2 separate regions of the Homo sapiens genome follow, and region 2 is linked to region 1. Evidence: read pairs that join two places in POLR2A ChIA-PET (ENCODE). Cell type or tissue: CD4-positive, alpha-beta T cell. All regions are shown on one strand. Each heading gives the region's core, and the rest is flanking DNA. Links, peaks and the distances in the headings are about the cores only.

Evidence for each region. ChIA-PET counts read pairs that join two places held together with the same protein. Peaks named below come from ENCODE experiments on the same cell type or tissue, not always from the same donor. Only the 100,000 strongest peaks of a DNase experiment are listed, where the experiment ranks them.
Region 2: POLR2A ChIA-PET joins it to region 1 with 10 read pairs; 12 of 35 experiments call an interaction of 5 or more read pairs at or near these places.

What each region holds. Positions count from the first base shown.
Region 1 is chr20:36,641,077-36,649,069 of GRCh38, reverse strand. SLA2 (Src like adaptor 2) reads left to right here and starts at 2,874. Exons shown (of 8, transcript NM_032214.4): 1 at 2,874-3,233; 2 at 7,692-7,825. The coding sequence starts at 7,735. RefSeq lists an enhancer at 5,571-6,241. In CD4-positive, alpha-beta T cell, for the core only: no CTCF peak of the experiment used is centred there; DNase peaks (open chromatin) are centred at 2,839 and 4,249; H3K4me3 peaks cover 1,768 bases; H3K27ac peaks cover 2,091 bases.
Region 2 is chr20:36,728,499-36,736,491 of GRCh38, reverse strand. The region is part of intron 1 of NDRG3 (NDRG family member 3); the gene reads left to right. Among named protein-coding and RNA genes, the nearest start is that of NDRG3, 14 kb to the left of the region's middle. In CD4-positive, alpha-beta T cell, for the core only: no CTCF peak of the experiment used is centred there; DNase peaks (open chromatin) are centred at 2,651 and 3,131; H3K4me3 peaks cover 789 bases; H3K27ac peaks cover 2,003 bases.

The DNA.
Region 1 (7,993 bases), core at 1,818-4,317:
GATAGTTCGCTAAGATGGCTCACGGAACTCAGGGAAACACTGAATTTACCGGTTTATTATTCAAAAGGATATGAGGCTGGGTGCAGTGGCTCACACCTGTAATCCCAGCAGTTTGGGAGGCAGGAGGACTGCTTGAGCCCAGGAGTTCAAGACCAGCCTGGGCAATATAGTGAGACCCTGTCTGTATTCTAGAAACAGAAAAAAATAAAATAAAAAGGATACGATAGGCTGGGCACGGTGGCTCACGCCTGTAATCCCAGAACTTTGGGAGGCCGAGGTGGGTGGATCACGAGGTCAGGAGATTGAGACCATCCTGGCTAACACGGTGAAACCCCGTCTCTACTAAAAATACAAAAAGTTAGCTGGGTGTGGTGGTGGGTGCCTGTAGTCCCAGCTACTCAGGAGGCTGAGACAGGAGAATGGTATGAACCCGGGAGGCGGAGCTTGCAGTGAGCCGAGATTGCGCCACTGCACTCCAGCCTGGGTGACAGAGCAAGACTCTGTCTCAAAAAAAAAAAAAAAGGATACGATAAAGGATACAGGTAAATGGCCAGATAAAGAAGTATGTAGGAGGCTGGACACAGTGGCTCAAGCCTGTAATCCCAGCACTTTGGGAAGCCAAGGCGGGTGGATCACCTGAGGTCAGGAGTTCGAGACCAGCCTGGCTAACATGATGAAACCCCGTCTCTACTAAAAATACAAAAATTAGCTGGGCGTGGTGGTGCACACCTGTAATCCCAGCTACTCAGGAGGCTGGGGCAAGAGGATTGCTTGAACCCGGGAGGCAGAGGATGCGGTGAGCCTAAATTGTGCCACTCCACTCCAGTCTGGACAACAGAGCAAGAATCTGTCTAAAAATAATAATAATAATACATAGAGCAAGGTCTGGAGGGGTCCCAGGGAGTTGGGGTGTGCCACCCTTCTGGTGTGTTGGATGTGTTCACCAACCTGGAAACTCTCTGAACCTCGTACTTTAGGGATTTTTATGGAAGCTTCATCACATAAGCATTATCAATTATTAACTCAATCTCGAGCTCCTCTCCCCACTCCAGAGGATGAGGTGGGACTGAAAGCCCCAAGCTCATAATGATGGCTTTGTCTTTCTAGTGACCAGTCCCCATCCAGGAGCCCACCAAGTGTTGCCTCATTAGAACAGAAAACACTTCTGTCACCGAGGAAATTAGAAGGGTTTTAGCAGCTCTGGCCAGGAGCCAGGGAGGAACACCAGTGCATATTTCTTAGTGGATAGACCTAGGATTTTAAATTTTGTAATTCTTAGGTGCCTCCCTAAGTAGAAAAGGAGAGTTATGCCGTGGGATTCTTTTAAGAAGAGACCAGAGATTCCCTACTTCCTGCCCCATTCATGAACTGCACCTTGAGGCTTGTTTTGAAGATGTGCGTATCATAAGAAGACGGGCATTACAGTTGTATGGCAGCAGGAGTGGGAAGGTGGGCTCAAGCTCAAGTCCCTCCCTGCCAAGGCCCACATCCCTGAGTGGCTGTCACCCATTCTAACGTCCTGATTAGAACTCTCTTGCAGAAGTGTGCCTCCACTCTGGCTCCTTCAGCTCTGTGTGCCAAGTGCCTACAAGGATAAAAATCAAACCAGCCTTCCCTAGGATCAAAGGAGAACCTGAGCAGGAGTGCTGTAGCTGGCAAGGCCCCAGAAAGGGCTGCATGGGCTGAGCTGGAGTCAGGAATCATTTCAGTGCAGTGGGCCCTTTGTCTCCAAGAGTACTAATCCCCCTAATGGGGAAGCAGCGAGAGGGTGTGGTTAAATCTTAATGAAGAGTGGGACTGAAGGTAACACACTGATCAAAGACAATTCAGCCAGAGTCAGATTCTTTATCCTAGACCAGTGATTCTCAAGCTTGGGCATGGACTGTGGCTCATGCTTGTAATCCCAACACTTAGGGAGGTGGAAGTGGGAGGAACAATTGAGGCCAGGAGTTTGAGATTAGATGGAGCAGCACAGTGAAACCTCATCTGTACAAAAAAAATTTAAAATTAGCCAGGAGTGCTGGTGCACACCTGTAGTCCTAGCTACTCAAGGCTGAGAAGGGAGGATTACTTGAGCCTGGGTCAAGGCTGCACTAAGCTATGATTGTGCCACTGCACTCTATCCTGGGTGACAAAGCAAGACCCTGTAAAAAAAAAAAAAAAAAAAAAAAAAAAAAAATCAAGCCTGGGCATGCATCGGAATCACCTGGAGGCATGAAAACAGATTGCTGGGCCTACCTCCAGAGTATGATTCCATAGATCTGGGATGCGGCCTGAGAATTTGCATGTCTAACAAATTCCCGCTGAGGCTGCTGGTCTAGGGACCATACTTGGAGACCACTGTCCAGATACTGCTGCTATTCAAAGTGTGGTCCCCAGACTGGCAACATGGGGGTCACCTGGGAGCGTATTAGAAATGCAAAATACTGAACTCTGCCCCAGACCTTCTGAATCAGAGCCTGCAGTGCAACAAGATCCCCAGGTGATTCCTATACACATTAAAGGCTGAGAAGGCAGTGCTTCCCACACTCGTCAGTCAAGGGAATCTCCTGCAGGGTTTAAAATTTAGATTCCTGGGCTCCCTATCTGGAGACTTGGATTTAGAAAGTTTGGGAGATCCCAGAAATTGCTACAATTAAGTCCCGCTGAGTGATTATTATGGTCAGGCCAGCATGGGAACTCCGGCTCATTTTCCTCAGTCCTGTGTTCCTTGGACAAGACTAAGCCACAAAGCCAGAGAAAAACCTTTTGCTCCACGATCATGACAAGGCAGCAGCTGCTCCCCTAGAAACAGGAACTTGGGGAAGGTGGCTCCTCGACGGTCTGTGATGCCGTCAGAGGAAACGGGTGGTTGTGAGAACCACAGAGTCTGCAGTCGGAGCTAGAGCTCCAAGGACCCCACGCCTGTGTCTCTGTGACAGAGCTCAAAGGGCCCTGGGCCTTCCCTCCCTGGCTCGGCTGTGCTTGGGAGGGTTCCCCAGTCCAGAATCCCTAAGGAGCATGGGGCAGCTGATCCATCCCTGGTGTACAAACTGCTGACTGCAGACAGATGCTGAGCTACCCAAACCAACACCTAGCCTCTCCCTGAAGATCCTCCCAGGCTGAGAGAGTTCTGGGTGTCCTAGGACCAAGGACACTGGCAGACTTCCAGAAGGGCCCCCAAAGCCCTAACCTGTCCAGCCAGAGCATGCGTCTCAGCAGAGCTGTCTTCCCAAGCCTTTGATGACAAACCAGTAAGTATGCTTGCTTTTGTTCTTGGATGGCCTGGAGACAGGTGAGGAAGAATGGTCTCCCCTGCCCCGACTGGGACTGGGCTTTATTTGCTGTTGGGAAAAAAACAAGCTCAAGGAGAAGGGGGAGTGGTTCTACTGAGGCTGTAAAGAGGGGTGGTTTCTGGGGGTCCCAGAAGAACCAAGACTCACCTGCTCCACCTTTGACCTCCTCTTGGAGCTTACGCTCTTCCGTGCAGCTTGTCTTCACGCCCGTCCTAGTCCCATCTCAGGTGCGCACTTGCTGTGTGACTTTGGGCCCCTCTCTGCGCTGCAGTCAGACTCCAAAGTCAGGAACGTGAGGGCTACCATCTCTCAAGACATTTCAGCTGTAGAGCCTACAGTGCACTCTCACTCTCAAAGGGGTGATATTTCTCAATTGGAAGAGAGGGAGAGGTCTCCCTTTAACTCAATCCAAATTCATTTTTTTTTTTGAGTTGGGGTCTCATTCTGTTACCCAGGCTGGAGTGCAGCGGCGTAATTATGACTAACTATAGACTTGAACCACTGGGCTCAAGTGATCCTCCTGCCTTAGCCTCCCAAGTAGCTGAGACTACAGGCATGTACCACCATGCCCAGCTAATTCGTTATATTTTTGTAGAGATGGCAGGCGGTGGTGGGGGTGGGGGTGGGGGTTCTCACTATGTTGCCCAGGCTGGTCTCGAACTCCTGGCCTCAAGCAATCCTCCTGTCTCAGCCTCCTAAATTGCTGGGATTACAGGCATGAGCCACTGTGCCTGGCCAAATTCATCACTCTTACCCCCACTGCTGAAAAATGATCTTCAGAAGCACAAAATACACATGATGGCAGGCCCAGTCCTGCACGAATGGGCTACATGAACAGAATCACATGGTTGTCCTCTCAGGGACTTGGTCACTGTATCTGAAATGGGACCCAAGTGAGATACTGAAAAAAAAAAAAAAAAAAAAAACACAATATTCTGGGCAGCGTGCTCATCTCGGCTGCCGTTGACTAACTTTTTCCTTTCACCCGATGCCTCATGTCCTCCGGAAAGTGCCTGGCACATAGTAAGTTTTTCAAAAATTTGTAGAGTTAATGATTTGATGCTGTCTTACAAAATGTGCGGCTAATACTCTGCCTCCTCCTAGGCTGGCCCATTGTATGGTCTTTATTTTGCCCCCAGGGGCTTATTGGCCTTGACCTGACCAAGTCCTTGACCAGGTGAAGGGAGCTGCAGAGACTTTGGGGAGGCTTTCAGCCTGAGTACAGCTCCCCTGTCTCCATCTGCCTTTGGGCCCAGCCCCCAGCTCCACCTGCGGCAGGAAGGAGTCTCTCAGTTTATTGCAGGTGGTAACTGTGGTCTTCCTGAAGGAGGGGAAAGGAAACTAAGCCTTACTGAGCACCCACTCTGTGCCAGACTCCTGCAACTCTCCCCACAGCCCCGTGGCGCCTGTAGTGCACCTTGTTCACAGATGAGACGGGGGAAGCTTGCATGCTTTGCCTGAGGCCACACAGCTCCAGCCAGGTTCAAGTGGGCACTCATGCTACCCAAGCCAGAGGTTCTCTCCCTGGGGTTTCCTGGTCTTGGGTTTGTAAAAATCCTCCCCAGGAGGATCGCTTAAGCCCAGGAGTTCAAGACCAGCCTGGGCAACACAGCAAGACCCCAATAATGTAAAACAAAAACAAAAAACCTCCTCAAGAACAGCAGCACCATTTCAGTGTACCCAGGCTGCAGGATCCTAAAAGGCTGAGCAGGAAGTGGCTGTCAGGACCCATTTCCATGCCATATGCCCATTCTGTGTTCAAGAGCTCCCTTCCAGATGAATGCCGAACTCCCCATACGGAGGGAGCAGCAAGCAGGTATTAGGTTTTTTGGGGCGGGAGGGGGGTACAGAGTCTCGCTCTGTCGCCCAGGCTGCAGTGCAGTGGCACAATCTCGGCTCACTGCAGCCCCTGCCTCCCAGGTTCAAGTGATTCTTTTGCCTCGGTCTCCCGAGTAGCTGGGATTACAGGTACCCACCACCACACCCGGCTCATTTTTGTATTTTTAGTAAAGACAGGGTTTCACCATGTTGGCCAGGCTGGTCTCAAACTCCTGACCTCATGTGATCTGCCCACCTCGGCCTCCCAAAGTGCTGGGATTACAGGCATGAGCCACCGCGCCCGGCCCAGGTATTGTTATTCCCATGTCAACAACATGAGACTGAAGAACAGAGAGGGCTGTTCCATGCTCTAAGGTAGGATCTTTACTCCCCAGACAGGACTGGTCCAGGACGCCACAGAAATCACTCCATGATATTGATGGACGCCCGTCCTCATCCAGGCAGTGTGGGGTTCAAAGGCAAGGAATGAGCCCACTCTGTCACCACCCCATTCAGTGATCTCCTCCAGAGTAAGGTGCATGGGTTCCCCTCCAGGGACCACCAGTCCTTGGCAGGTGCCTGACACAGAGCAGAAGCTCCATGAATATCAGCTGAACTGGGCCAATTGTGTAACTGTGCCTTGTCCCTACTGAAAAGAATGAAACCATCTGAAAAGAAAGACAAAGCTCCGCCTCCCACTCCCCAAACACTTTAAAATAGTGTTTGGAAAAATCAGCACTACCCTGGAAATCCGGGGATTTAAACTATTCTAACGATAAGACACCTACCTGTCTGAAGAGCTAACAGTCTCATTTAGTTAATGTGTGCTGAGTGCTTTCTGTGATGCCTCACTAAATGCTGAGTAATAGGCAAACAAAAGAAGTCTTTGTCCTCATGCAGTTACAGGATAGTGGCAGATTAAACAAGTAAACTCTCAAATGAATGATGAAAACTTCCCAAGGGAGGCTGGGTCCCATGGCTCACACCTGTAATCCCAGGATTTTGGGAAGCTGAGGTGGGAGGATTGGTGGAGCCCAGGAGTTCAAGAACAGCCTGGGCAACATGGCATGAGCCCGTAACTTAAGAAAAAAGGACCGGGTGCGGTGGCTCATGCCTGTAATCCCAGCACTTTGGCAGACCGAGGAGGGCGGATCGCCTGAGGTCGGGAGTTCAAGACCAGCCTGACCAATATGGGGAGACCCCATCTCTACTAAAAATACAAAATCGGCCAGGCGTGGTGGTGCATGCCTGTAATCCCAGCTACTCGGGAGGCTGAGGCAGGAGAATCGCTTGAACCCAGGAGGCGGAAGTTGCAGTGAACTGAGATCGTGCTATTGCACTCCAGCCTGGGCAACAAGAGTGAAACTCTCTGTATTAAAAAAACAAAACAAAACAAAATTTGCAAAGAGGCTGGATGTGGTGGCTAATGTCTGTAATCCCAGCTACTTGGGAGGCTGAGGTGGGAGGATCCCCTGAACCCAGGAGTTCAAGGGTGCAATGAGCTAGGACTACACCACTACACTCTAGCCTGGGTGACGGAGTGACACCTCCTGGGGAGGCTCCCAGGAGAGGCCGCTGATGAACTGACATTCAGGACGTGGTAAAGGAAACAGGGGGCTGGTCAGGGTTTTCATGTGCGTTATCTCTCGGACCTGTATGTTGAGTGTTGTTATCCCCATTTTTCAGATGAGGAAAAGGAGGCACAGAGAGGGGAAGTGGCTCAACAGTCAGTCCCCTAAAGCCTTGCAAGTCATCACTGCATCATACAACCCACGGTCCTTTTTTTTTTTTTTTTTTTTTTTTTTTTTTGAGAGGGAGTCTCCCTCTGTCACCCAGGCTGGAGTGCAGTGACTTGATCTTGGCTCATTGCAACCTCTGCCTCCCAGGTTCAAGCAATTCTCCTGTCTCAGCCTCCCACCTGAGTAGCTGGGACTACAGGTACACACCACCACGCCCAGCTAATCTTTGTATTTTTAGTGGAGATGAGGTTTCACCATATTGATCAGGCTGGTCTTGGTCTTGAACTCCTGACCTCAGGTCATCCACCTGCCTCAGCCTCCCAAAGTGCTGGGATTACAGGCATGAGCCACCACACCCAGCCCTCCTTGCAGACCTCTGATCCAAGCCACAGTTCCTGGTATGCCTGGAGGAAGCTCACTGTCCTGTCATTGTCCCCTGCCACCCAGTAGCCAAGTGTGATCCCGGGTCAGAGAAAGGGTTCTAAGTGAGCCATAGGAATTCAAAGGAGTGATCAACAAAGGCTAGGGGCTGGGAGGCTTCCTGGGGAAGGAAGAATGGGATCCAAACAGGACTGAAGGAGAGGAGAGGGCATGACTGCCCATCGGAGGGACCCAAGCAGAGGCCCAGAAAGAAAAAGTTGAGCCTGTTGTGGCATAAAAAAGATGAGATGTGGAGAAAACAGCGTCCAATGTGCAGGAAGCCTTCAGAGGCTGGCAGAGAGGCTGGAGCCTGGTCCCACAGGAGGGAGGTCATTCACATGCTCTGTGAGGAGGTAGCCAGGGCCGATCTGGGGAGGGAGAGGTATCTGAGATTGGGCCAGAAGCCTCGGCTCTGTCCCCATCACTGTGTCTCTTTCAGATTTCCCTCGATGATGTGCTTCTGAGTGCTCTGCTGAGGAACAATGGGAAGTCTGCCCAGCAGAAGAAAATCTCTGCCAAGCCCAAGCTTGAGTTCCTCTGTCCAAGGCCAGGGACCTGTGACCATGGAAGCAGGTAGGCCTCAGGGCCTGTGACAGCCAGGCTCTTCCCACACAGTACTAGACTTCACTGCCTCTGTGGGCCTTCCTGGCCAGCAGCTCCAACACAGTGTAAGCACCGCTGAGGGCCTGCTGCATACCAGGCCCTGCCTACTGAGCCATACAGCAGGGTCCCTGCTCCTAT
Region 2 (7,993 bases), core at 1,898-4,397, 87 kb before region 1:
GTACTCTGGGATCTCTTTCAGAGCTGAGCTAGGAATCCGCATGCTAGTTCCAGCTCCACACCTAGCTGGCTGTGTGAATTCAGAAATCACTTAAATTTTCTGGGCCTCTTTTCTCATTGGAGAATGAGGGCATTACTGTAAACCAGTGGTTCTTAGCCCTAGCTGCATGTAAGAATTACCTGTGAAGCTTTAAAAACAATACTCAGGCCCTACGTTAGCCCAATTAAATTGGATCTTTAAGGTTGGGGCTGAGTCATTGATAATCTTCACTGCTTCCCAGGTTTAAGTGTAGCTAAGATAACTACGTGGACAACATGACCAAGTTTTAAACAACTGAAAAAAGTTAAGCTTCTGTGTCATTCTGCTCCTCAGAAACCTTCAGGGGTTGTCTGTGTAGTAAAGTCCAGCTCAGGTGCTCTGCATTCTGACCTAGGCTACTTCTGCAGCTTGTCTTCTTTCCCAGCTATATTGTTCTTGGTGTCTCCTGAATGTATTGTCTTTTTTTTTTTTTTTTTTTTTTTGAGACAGGGCCTCGCTCTGCCCAGGCTGGAGTGCAATGGTGCAATCTCGGCTCACTGCAACCTCCACCCCCTGGGTTCAAGCCTCAGCCTCCTGAGCTGGGATTAAGGCATGCGCCATCATGCTCAGCTAATTTTTGTATTATTAGTGGAAATGGGGTTTCACTTTGTTGGCCAGGCTGATCTTGAACTTCTGACCTCAAGTGATCCTCCCACCTCAGCCTCCCAAAGTGCTGGGATTACAGGTGCCCTGCCTGAGTGTATTGTCTTTAATTCTTTCTTTCCCAACCCTGATGTCCTCACCTGTATGTCCCTCCTCCCTTCCCCTGTTCAAAACATATCCCTTTAGGGCCCATCATTCTCCCTTCCCTTGGGAAACTCCTGACCATCCTAATCCTTAGTTATTTCTCCTGCCTCTGCATTGGTTTTGAGCTTCATTAGCTCTGAGTGTATGTTCCAAACACTAGCTGCAATGTAAACATGATAACTCAAGCAGCATTCAATCCTTCAGAGAGTGGGACACATGGAAATACAGGTTGAGTATCCCTTATCCAAAATGCTTGGGACCAGAAGTGTTTCAGGTTTTGGATTTTTTCCAATTTTGGAATATTTGAATTATACTTACCAGTTGAGCATCCCTAATCTGAAAATCTAAAATCCGAGTGCTCCAATGAGCATTTAGTCTGAGCGTCATGTCAGTGCTCAAAAAGTTTTGGATTTTGAAGCACTTCGGATTTTGGATTTTCAGATTAGAGATGCTCAACATGTGCCACTGGGGTGACTTGTATACTGTTAAACGTGTGATATGGTGTATTGTTGGCTATGTCATTATGTATGTATATCTTGTAAATATTAGTTGATGGATAGCTATCCATGACCAGCCTCCAGCTGTCATTTTTACCCTTATTTCCTATTTCCAGCAGACCTTGTGCTTTCTCATCTCCTTGCCTTTAAGTTATCCTCCCTTTCTGGAATTTCCTCTTTTATTCTTATTCTCATTTACAGGAATTTTATCTATTTCTCAAGGTGCAGTTCAGATATTACCTCCTCCATGAAACTTCTTCCCAGCACCCACAAGCTGCAGTGACTCGATTATGCCCTAAACCTCTGTAACCCTTAGAGCAGTGCTTCTCAATTGGGAGTGATTTTGCCCCAAAGAGGACATTTGGCATTATCTGGAGACATGTTTGGCTGTCACAGCTGTTGGGGGAGTGTGCCACTGTCATCTAGTATTGGAGGCCAGGGATGCTGCTACACATTCTGCAATGCATAGAACAGACCTCCCACAACAAAAAATCATCTGGCCTAAAATGTCAGTTGTGCCAAGGTTGAGAAACTGCCTTTGAGTTTGTCCAGTTCATAAGCTTCTATGTATACTGCCTCGAACTGTAACAATTTGTTTATAGACCTTATCTCCCCTATTTAATTGAATTAATAGGTAAAGACTAATTCCAGTCCCCCATCTGTGCTTTCTTGTTATTCACTACATATCAGGGCTTAATCCTAGAGCCTGTGGCCTAATCCTAACTGCTTAAGCAGAGATAAAGACATGTTCAGTGCGGAGTGGGTGTGGTGAGGCAGTCTTCTCAATTCTGAATTTCTCTTCTTTTCACTCTCAGTCTTTTCATCTGTGATGACCTGGGAGAAAGTGTGATTTAGGGCATAAAATGAGCATTTGGGATCGGAAGACCTGGGTTTCAGTTCCAGCTGTGCCATTTATTAGTTGTGGTATTTTGGTCAGTCCATGTCACCTCTTTTTTTTTTTTTGAGACGGAGTCTCGCTCTGTCACTCAGGCTGGAGTGCAATGGCACGATCTCAGCTCACTGCAAAGGTGATCCGCCTGCCTTGGCCTCCCAAAGTGCTGGGATTACAGGCGTGAGCCACCGTGCCCAGGCATGTCACCTCTTTCAGCCTCAGTTTCTTCATGTCTGTTGGTAGCCATGATGCCAGTGCCTCAGTGTTTTAGCTCACGGTGCCATCATAATAATCCAGTGAGATGTTAAATGTGAAGGTGCTCTGTAGATTGGAAAGTGCTGTAATGATTACTCATATAGCCACTGTTCAAAGGTATAAAGAGAGAGGATGTGAATCTGTTTGCTTAGGAGCTCTGCTGACTGCCTTCCCAGCCAGTCCCGTGGCCACTTCCTGTGGCTTTCTAACCATAACTGCTTCAGCACCAGCTCCAGCTGACCCTTTCCAGATTATTCTCTCCAGTATGCCCCCTTTGTTTGTTGCCGTCATTCTGTGTGTTTTTTATTTTTTTTTATTTTTTTTTTGAGATGGAGTCTCGCTCTGTCACCCAGGCTAGAGTGTAGTGGCGTGATCTCGGCTCACTGCAAGCTCTGCCTCAGCCTGCCGAGTAGCTGGACTACAGGCACCTGCAACCTCTCCCGGCTAATTTTTTGTATATTTAGTAGAGACGGGGTTTCACCATGTTGGCCAGGATGGTCTCAATCTCTTGCCCTCGTGATCCGCCCGCCTTGGCCTCCCAAAGTGCTGGGATTACAGGCGTGAGCCACCGCGCCCGGCCATACCTTCATTCTGTTTTGGTTGTCTGTCTGCAATCTTGCCAAAATCAAAGGTGATTGACTCCGCCCCTAGAATACTAGCTAGCGGCCTGGTGTCAGCACATCCTGGCAAGGCCTGACAAAGGCCAAACTTGGTCATGGGAAAAAGCTGTAAAACAAGACAGCTTGCAGTTTCAAAAGCCAATAACTTTCTTATTGTTCTTATTGTCTTTATTAAACTAACAAAGAAATTTATATGTGCATATATATATATATATATATATATATATATATTTTTTTTTTTTTTTTTTTTTTTTTTGAGACAGGATCGTGTTCCGTCACCCAGGCTGGAGTGCAGTGGTTTAATCTCAGCTTGCTGTAGCCTTCACCTTCTGGGCTCAAGCAGTCTTCCCACCTCAGCCTCCTGACTAGCTGGGACTACAGGCACACGTCATCACACCCGGCTAATTTTTGTATTTTTTATAGACACAGGGTCTTGCCATGTTGCCCGGGCTGGTCTCAAACTCCTGGGCTCAAGCAATCCACCCTCCTTGGCCTCCCGAAATGCTAGATTAGAGGCATGAGCCACCTTGCCTCGCCAAAGCAATGTTTTTAAGTGCTTGAAATCTCAGTGAGCTTCATCTGACTAAATGGACACAGTGCAGAATGAGATACAAGCTGAGACCCTCATGTCCCCAGGGTCAGGCCAAGTGTACCCTCCTGCTTATTTGCTGAGTGATCTCCAGCAAGCGGTTGACCCTCACTAGGCTAATACCTGGGGAAATGCTTAGGATTGTAGTAAGGCTCATGCTGGTGGGGAGGAATGTGAAGTACTACTTCTACAGGGAGCTTCAGGATCACAGAATTCCAGCCCTGTCAGGGACTCAAAAAGGTCATCCTGCCCAATCTTTTCCCTTGACAGATGGGGTAACTGAGGCCCAGAAAGGGAAAATGCTTTGCTCAGCACCACTGAGCTATGTAGGGGCCCATTTAGGTTTAGAATCCACATCTGATGTGCTTACATGCTCTTTCCATTACTGGAAGAATCCATGCGTCTCTGGGTGTCTTTTTTCTGAGTGAACAAAGGATTGCACTCTGTATTATCACGCTTTAAACGGTGTTCTGCAGAGCCCTAGTGGTCTCACCACCACTTCAACCAAAGCCTCTACATGTTTTCTGTTTTCTATTTCGGAGTTTTGCTGTAAAACTTGAAAGTCACTGATCTTGTTAATCTTTTAAAGCCCCTCCCAGTGTGTGTCTCTCCTGGATTCCTGGTGACATTTTTGCTTGCATTTCAATTCAGAAATGTTAGATTCTATATTTCTATTATTTATTTATTTAGTTTGAGACAGGGTCTCACTCTGTTGCCCAGGCTGGACTGCAGCGGTGCAGTCGTGGCTCGCTGCAGCCTCAGCCTCCTGGGTTTAGGTGATCCTCCCACCTCAGCCTCCTGAGTGGCTGATACTACAGGCACATACCATCACACCCTGCTAATTGTTTAATTTTTTGTAGAGATGGGGTCTCACTGTGTTGCTCAGGCTGGTCTTGAGCTCCTGGACTCAAGTGATCCTCCCACCTCCCAAAGTGCTGGGATTATGGATTTGATCCACTATGCCAACTAACTTCTATATTTCTTTTCTTTCTTTTTTTTTTTTTGAGATGGAGTCTTGCTCTGTCGCCCAGGCTGGAGCACAGTGGTGCGATCTCGGCTCACTGCAAGCTCTGCCTCCTGGATTCATGCCATTCTCCTGCCTCAGCCTCCCGAGTAGCTGGGACTACAGGTGCCCGCCACCATGCCCAGCTAATTTTTTTGTATTTTTTTAGTAGAGACAGGGTTTCACCATGTTAGCCAGGATGGTCTCGATCTCCTGACCTTGTGATCCACTCGCCTCGGCCTCCCAAAGTGCTGGGATTACGGGTGTGACCCATCGCGCCTGGCCTAATTTCTATATTTCTAAAAAGTGATGTACATAGTCATGGGCTTTTCAGCATGGAGAACTGAACTTCATTTTTCCTAGATTTTAACACCACTGACTTTTACTGTCCAAAGTTAATGGCCCTTTCATAGTCTTCATCCTCCTCCTTTTTTCTTCAGCATTTGACAGTTTTCCTCCACTTTTGTGTAAATCTCTCTTCTCCCTTGAATTCTTTGACATTGTATTTCTGCCTTTCCTCTAGCATCTCTGAACATTTTTTCTTTGTCTCTTACTGGTTCTTTCTTTTCCATCACTGAGTTGTCCTTCAGAAGAGCCCAGGCCTACAGACCTCCTTATCTCTGGTTTGGTGGTCGTTTGGAGGCTTACCTCACTCATTCTCACTCCCACCTGTGCTCAGGTCTCTCTTGGATTCCTGACTGAAATTGATTTTCTTTTTAACAAATCAGTTTCTCTGTTACTTTTTCTCAGCTCACTAATTTCCATTCATTGTTCCATAATTCTTTTATCTCCCCAACTGAAAACTTTGGCAAAATCTAACTCTTCTCTGACCTTGTTCTACTTTTTTTCTTTCTTTCTTTTTTTTTTTTTTTCGAGACAGCATCTCCCTCTGTTGCCCAGGCTGGAGTGCAGTGGCGCGATCTTGGCTCACTCCAACCTCCTCCTCCCAGTTTTAAGTGATTCTCATGCCTCAGCCTCCCAAGTAGCTGGAATTACCACCACGCCTGGCTAATTTTTGTTTGGTTAATAGTGACGGGGTTCTACCATATTGGCCAGGCTGGTCTCGAACTCCTGGCCTCAAATAATTCTCCCATCTCGGCCTCCCACAGTGCTAGGATTATAGGCATGAGCCACTGTGCCCTGGCCAACCTTGTGCTATTTTTACCAACTTTATATCCCAGAGCTCCCCCTCCTTTTTTTTTATTTTTTTCACATTTCGTAATTTCAGGAGCCTGACAGACCCTTGTTACCTTTCAGCGAGGTTTCTGCAAACTATTTTGTTTCTCCAGTATGTTCACATTTTAGTTGATTGGACCTGCTGAGTCTTTAAAAAATCGCATCTTAGCCTGGGCAACATAGTAAGACCTGTTTCTACCAAAAAACAAAAATTAGCCAGGCATAGTGGTATATGTCTGTAGTCCTTAGCTCTTTGGGAGGCTGAGGCGGGAGGATTGCTTGACCATTGGAATTCAAGGTTACAGTGAGCTAAGATGGTGCCACTGCACTCCAGCCGAGTGACAAAGCAAGACCCTGTCTCCAAAAAAACAATTTTTTTTTTTTTTTGGAGACAGAGTCTCGCTCTGTCGCCCGGGCTGGAGTGCAGTGGCACAATCTCACCTCACTGCAACCTCTGCCTCCCAGGTTCAAGCGCGTCTCCTGCTTCTGCCTCCCGAGTAGCTGGGATTACAGGCACGTGCTATCATGCCCGGCTAATTTTTGTATTTTTGGTAGACACTAGGTTTCACCACGTTGGCCAGGCTGGTCTCAAACTCCTGACCTCAGGTGATCTGCCCGCCTTGGCCTCCTAAAGTGCTGGGATTACAGGCGTGAGCCACCGTGCCCGGCCCCTAAAACATTTAAAAATAAAAAATAAAAGTTCCATCTAGTTTACTGAAATTTTGGAAGAAGGCAGGACGAAATCAAATTAATGGAGTCTTCCTTTACCCCATCCTCACTGATCTCTATTGAAGATTGTTGCTAATTGGCTGGGCATGGTGGCTCATGCCTGTAATTCTAGCACTTTGGGAGGCTGACGTGGGTGGATCGCTTGAGCTCAGGAGTTAGAGACCAGCCTGGGCAACAAAGTGCAACCCTGACACTACAAAACGTACAAAAATTAGCCAGGCGTGGTTGCGTGTGCCTGTGGTCCCAGCTACTTGGAAGGGTGAGGTAAGAGAATGGCTTGAGCCTGGAAGACAGAGGTTGCAGGTAGCCGAGATTGTGCCACTGCACTCTAGCCTGGGTGACAGAGCCAAACTCTGTCTCAAAAAAAAAAAAGATTGTTGCTAATAATAATGAAGGCTTTCAGTTCATCTCCTCACCTCAGATTATCTCCATCTCTCCTCAGTGATGAGGTCACATGTTAGACTCTCATCACTTAAAACTGATCATATCTGAGATCCTAAACAAGATTCCCAGGTGATAGATTTTGAGGCTTGCTGTTCTAACAAGCAAGAAATAGCCCTTGCCTCTGAAACTGTTTGCCAAGTAATAGCTGGAACTTCATTTCTCTTTTCTCTACTCATTCCACATCCTCTATGCCCTTAGCGTTATAACTACTGAGATAGTGAGGGCTCTTGTCCTGGTGTGATGACTCAGAGCTTCATTTCTAAGGTGTCTGAGTCGTTGGTATGTATAGGATTGCTTTAGCCTTCTCTTACCTCAAGGAGGTGCCACAGGCTGGGTAAAGAGGAAAAAACTTGCTCAGGGTCCTACAATCAGTAGATGGGGCCTGGCACAGACATTATGGTATATGAGTTGAGTATCCCTTATCCAAAATGCCTTGAACAGCCTGGAAGCAGTGGCTTACACCTGTAATCCCAGCGCTTTGGGAGGCTGAGGTCGGCGGATCACCTGAGGTCAGGAGTTCGAGACCAGCCTGGCCAACATGGTGAAACCTTGTCTCTACTAAAAATACAAAACTTAGCTGGGCATGGTGGCACCTATAGTCCCAGCTACTTGGGAGATGGAGGCAGGAGAATCGCTTGAGCCCAGGAGGCGGAGGTTGCAGTGAGCCGCGATTGAGCCACTGCACTCCAGCCTGGGCGACAGAGTGAGACTCTGTCTCAAAACCTCCCCCCCAAAAAAACAAAAAAACCAAAATGCCTTGAACCAGATGTGTTTCAGATTTTGGATTTTTTCTGATTTTGCAATATGCATTATACTTACTAGCGTTTAAGCATCCCAAATCTGAAAATGTGAAATCTGAAATGCTCCAAAACCCCAATCTTTTTGAGCACAGACTTGATGTTCAAGGGAGATGCCCACTGGAGTTTGTTTATGTATGTATGTGTCCATGTATCCATCCACCCA